Regions from separate parts of the Homo sapiens genome. Here region 2 is linked to region 1. Evidence: chromatin contacts called from ENCODE Hi-C or POLR2A ChIA-PET data. All regions are on one chromosome and are shown on one strand. Each heading gives the region's core, a stretch centred on a gene start or an enhancer-like site at or near the end of the contact. The rest is flanking DNA. Distances are from core to core; before and after follow the strand shown. Region 1 overlaps ZFAND3 (zinc finger AN1-type containing 3). Region 2 has its middle 29 kb from the start of GLO1.

The links. Hi-C counts contacts between places; a loop is a spot of excess contacts on that map. ChIA-PET counts read pairs that join two places held with the same protein, here RNA polymerase II (POLR2A). Pooled maps may share reads with other maps.
Region 2: a loop to region 1 is called in a pooled map, with 3 times the contacts of the local background. The contact joins two enhancer-like sites. A Hi-C loop is called at or near these places in 5 of 50 pooled maps. POLR2A ChIA-PET finds 5 or more read pairs at or near these places in 2 of 52 experiments (OCI-LY7 and activated T-cell).

What each region holds. Positions count from the first base shown.
Region 1 is chr6:37,866,483-37,869,182 of GRCh38, reverse strand. All of the region lies in intron 1 of ZFAND3 (zinc finger AN1-type containing 3), which reads right to left. Among named protein-coding and RNA genes, the nearest start is that of ZFAND3, 48 kb to the right of the region's middle. RefSeq lists silencers at 911-980, 1,924-2,124. Within about 2 kb of position 1,267, at least 4 of the 41 ENCODE cell types and tissues checked have a DNase peak (open chromatin) inside an H3K27ac peak, as active enhancers do.
Region 2 is chr6:38,672,652-38,675,351 of GRCh38, reverse strand. No RefSeq gene overlaps it. Among named protein-coding and RNA genes, the nearest start is that of GLO1, 29 kb to the left of the region's middle. Within about 2 kb of position 1,416, at least 2 of the 41 ENCODE cell types and tissues checked have a DNase peak (open chromatin) inside an H3K27ac peak, as active enhancers do.

The DNA of each region.
Region 1 (2,700 bases), core at 18-2,517:
TCTCAAAAAATAAATAAATAAAGACAAAATCACTACAGACCATACATATATTATTAAATGAACGATACAATGAACTTTATGCCAAAAAAATCTGACAACTTAGGCAAAATGGACATATTCCATGAGAAATATAACTTATCAAAATTGACATACTATAGACTAAAAAATCCTAATAGCCCTAACTCTACTAACTGAATTTGTTATCAAATGCGAATATTCACACAAACCAAACCACAGGTTCAAATGGCAAATTCTCTCAAACATTTAAGGAATAACTAACATCAATTGAACACTTCCAGAAAAATAGACGAATATTTAACAACTGATTTTGAGGCAAGCATAACACCTCATATCAAATTGTGACAAAGAAAACATGAGCACGTATGCAAAAATCTTTAACAAAATACTGCACTAACAAATGGAGTCTAGTAATATATTTAAAAATGATTCATCATGACCAAGTGACGTTTATCACAGGAATGTAAGGTTGTTAAAACAACTCATCAACACCCACACCATAATACTGCAGGAGAGATCTTTCACAAAAATCTCATCACATTCCTCACTTTCTCAAAACTCTTTGGCTTGGTTTTTGGCTTCCTATAACCACATACAAGACAGAAACCTTAACACAGCATGTAATGCTCCTTTCACAACCCCAGCCCCGCGCTACAGTCACATCTCTAGGTAGTACCCTCCACTATGTACCCCATATTCCCACTACAATGGCCATGTCCTCTGCCCAAGATATACCACTCCCCTCCCTCCCTCTATCACAAATGCCAAAGCTCCATCTTGTTCCAGTTTCTCTGAAAGTTTTCCTAACTTTATCAGGTTGATTTCATTACTCCTCTCTCTACACTCCCACTGCATCTTTTGTAACCCTCAATCACAACAGATATTACCATTTCTTTGTTTTTCTTTCTATTCAACTATCACTCCTACAGGGCAGGGAATGCCCCATTAACAGAATAAAGAAGAAAAACCATATCATCATTTCAAAAGATGCAGTAAAAGCATTTGACACATGTCAATACACATTTATGAAGGAAAAAACTCATCAAATTAAGAATTAAAGGAAATTTCAATCTAGTAAAGACATCTAAGAAAAATTTAACAATTAACATCATTCTTAACTTTCAAGTAGCAGGTGTCAACATTTACATTAGCTTATTTATCTCTCACTGGTCTTAACAACCACCCTGTTTAAATGTGAAACAAAAAGAAAAAAGGAGGAAGTTATTGTCCCCTGGTATAATAGCAACTCTCGGTCAAAAATATTAAATCATATACTCAAGTAAGAAAGCCAAGGCAAGAATCCAGTCTTTCACCCAAAGTACTTTTTCACTATAGTACACTATCTCTAATATTCAGGTTCATGTCACAATGGACAATTAGTCCCTCCTACAAAGCATACTTTGGGAACTTTATCAAAGACTGAGTACTGGTTCTTATTGTGACAATTCTCAACATTTTCTAGCAATGCCACTAGTTTAGGTAACTATGGCGAATAGGCAGTAAAATATGCAAACAGTTATTATATTTCATTAGCTGATCAAAAAAAATTGGACAAGTACCACTAATGTGGAATGAAAAATTTTTAAACCCACATTAAGGACCCATACAACAACCTCAAATCCCCTTTCCTTAAATAGGGGTGCCACAGAGAGGAAAGGGCATAATCATTGGTCTGCTCCTTCCCTTTACTAGTCTAAAATGCAGCAGATGCAGCAGAAAAATTGGTAATTTGAAGATGTATTTCTAATTCGCTACCTGTCAGCAGCAAGCTTAGGACCACAGCTCCTTAACAGAGAAACCAGAGTGACATGGCCACTTCTGAGTTTCTGTCTGTGATTCATATGAATTTTTCACGCACGAAAATATAAATGTTGCCTTCACATCATTCCTTCTGTGATTCACCACAGCAAGCAAGTTCCACAATGAGGTTAGATCTGCTTCTTTACTGCACAACATGCACTTCACTTTAAAGCACACAGGGAAATCCAAGTTTCTTCAAATAATGCTTACAGAACTACAAAAAAAGATAGGAAGGATTTTTCTTCTTTAAACTAGCTTTGCCACTCAACCGCCTATAGGCCAATCATTACTATGCATTCTCTTTTGTATCCTTTTGGGTCCCCTAAAGGTGAACATTTGACTTTGAGTCATCATCTGTCTGAGACAAGACATTAAACAATTCAGACAAAATAAGCCTTCTCCACAAATGGAGTTGCCTTCTGTGTGAGCATCCCAGGTCCTTAGTAAAGCAGTCCGTATGTTTCATGACAACACAGTGCCCTTTACAGACAAATTCCTAAAAGGCTTCGTGAAGTTCTTACCTGACCTTACCACTGTTGAAAGTCAGTGACCACAGAGCTATCTCTCACTGACATTTACAGTGATTGAAGTAAAAATAAGAACCTCTTTTCTTTAAGTGACACAGAAAATTCAAAGGTCACTGGATAATACACTACACCAAGTACAGTGCACCAGTATCTCAGATACTTCTACACTCAAAATGTCTTTTTCAACAATCTTTGGGAGTGTCCTGTGAAAACCACTGGGTAACCTAATTTTTAATCAAGCAGTCAACAAAACAGCCTTAACATGACTACTTTCTGGATAAGCCAATATTTTAATTTCAAACTTCCCTTTAATTCTAAGAATTCAGACATGTTTGGACAGTCTAATAATGTCTTT
Region 2 (2,700 bases), core at 167-2,666, 810 kb before region 1:
CACAGATTTTGGTATCCATGGGCAGTCCTGGAACCAATCCTCCACATACACCGAGGGACAACTGTATATGGTAACACTACGCCTTGTTAGGGAAAAGAACAATTCACTTCCAAATTCACTTACCTGAGAAGTTGTACGAAAGTACAAAGTAGGTCACAAGAAGTAAGTTTTCTTATTTTCCATGATCATGGTCAATGTAAAACAAGTCAGTCTCCTATGAGCCCTACATAGCTAAGGCTAGAATGATTATAATACAGGTGGTTTGAATGAAGAGCAGATGGCTGAAAGGGAATCACTTGAGGCTTTCCCACACAGTATTTTGACCATGATTGCATAGAGTGTGTCTTAGTTGAGGCAATTTTAATAAAAATACCATAGACCGGGTGGCTTAAACAACAAACATTTATGTCTCACAGTTCTGGAGGCTGGGAAGTCCCAAGATCAAGGCACCAGCAGATCCAGTGTCTGGTGAGGACCCACTTCCTGACTTGTAGACAGGCACCTTCTCACTGTGTTCTCACACATCCAAGATAAATCATCTCTTAAAAGGGCACTAATTCCATTCATGAGGGTTCTACCCTCATGACATTACCTCCCAAAGGCCCCACCTCCGAATACCATCACACTGAAAATTAGGCTTAAACATATGTATGGAAGGGAGCCGCAGGACACAAACATTCAGTCCATAGTACAGTATATATAAATAATCCTCAGCCATCCAACTGATTATGAAGAGTGTTAGTAAGGATGCTTGCTATTGGCAATAAGAAAAAAAGCCAGCACTTAAGAGATTGTAAAATGGATTGGTTGACCAGGCGCAGTGGCTCACGCCTGTTATCCCAGCACTTTGGGAGGCTGAGGCAGGTGGATCACTTGATGTCAGGAGTTTGAGACCAGCCTGACCAGCAAGATGAAACCCTGTCTCTACTGAAAATACAAAATTTGCCAGGCATGGTGGTGGGCACTTGTAATCCCAGCTGCTTGGGAGGCTGAGGCAGGATAATCACTTGAACCTGGGGGGTGAGCTGAGATCACGCCATTGTACTCCAGCCTGGGCAACAAGAGCGAAACTTCGTCTCAAAAATAATAATAAAATGGGTTGGTAGAGGGTTCAGAGATAACAAGAACCCCAGATTATTTCCATCTTTCCCATCCTGTCATTTTTAGCATTTTTTCTCACTGGACCAATAATATGATCAAAGATGCCTACCATGATTCTAGGTATCATGTGTAGACCAACAATGTTGATAGGATTTGGCTGTGTTCCCACCCAAATCTCACCTTGAATTGAAGTTCCCATAATCCCCACATGTCATTGGAAGGACCCAGTGGGAGGTAATTGAATCATGGGTGTGGTTTCCCCCATGCTATTCTCGTGATAGTGAGTTCTCACGGGATCTGATGGTTTGATAAGGGGCTTCCCCTTTCTCCTTCCTGCCACCCTGTGAAGAATGATGTGTTTGCTTCCCCTTCCGCCGTTATTGTAAGTTTCCTGAAACCTTCCCACCCTTGCAGAACTGTGAGTCAATTAAACCTCATTCCTTTATAAATTACCCAGTCTCGGGCATGTCCTTATAGCAGCATGAGAACGGACTAATAGAAATGTCCAGTGAAAGAAAATATCATTTTATTCCTCATGTGTCTTTGATAAGGAGTGAAAAACCTTTCCCTAAGCTCCTCAGCAAAATTCCCGTCATATCTCAACCAGTACTGGGTCACTTACCTGTCTAATCACTGGCCAAGGGGGTGGGAACACTCTGACTTAGATGGATCGTATTTACCCAAGCTGGCTGCATGAGGGTGGACAGTGAATCAGAATTGAGACTGCCAGAATGGAGGAGCAAATAGGGGCTTCTGGGTAGGTGTAAACAGAAACCGCACCCAGAGTCAAATTAGATATTGAGAATTAGATATTAGGTGCAGAGTACTGTAAGAAATGAAACATTTCTTGCCCTCAGAGCTTAGGTCTGAGATTGTGGTTCTCAATCATATTAGACTTAGCTGACCCTGTTTATAATAACATTGTAACATAATATCTATCACATCCACTATCCTGAAATGACATTCACATGATATAACCTACTTATTGGCACGACATGAAGAAACATCAGTCAATACCTTTATGGTAATATGAAGGAGAAATATAATCAGGTTGCAATAAAATTGTGCATTTTAGTATGTCAGTGCCCACATAGACTAGAAGACAATGGAGTAGTCAGGTGCTTGCCCTTACATATGGAAGAAGAAAACATCAGAGTATTGTTGACACTCTTTGATATTTTAAATAAAGACTGAATTTATGATTCATGAAGAGCTATAATTTTACAAATTTAAATACATATTCATAACAGGTGCATTTTACTGATGACTCAAAAACATGATGTTATGTTGGAAATATTTCCCAAAATGGTGATCAATTCTTGCTAAAGTTTCGAATAAAAGAGTAACTTTTTTGTTTATAGAATAGTTTTTTCCCTAGCAAATATTAAAATTATAAATGCAAATAAGTAAGATACAAGTTGTAAGTTCAGATAATAAAAAGCAGGCTTTAATTCTTTTTTAAAATTTAGAATAGTTTTAGATTTGCAGAAATGTTGCAAAGATAGTGCAGAATTCACATACACCACATACCTAGTTTCCCCTATTTTAAAAATCTTACATTAGTGTGGGACATTTATCACAATTAATGAAACTATATTG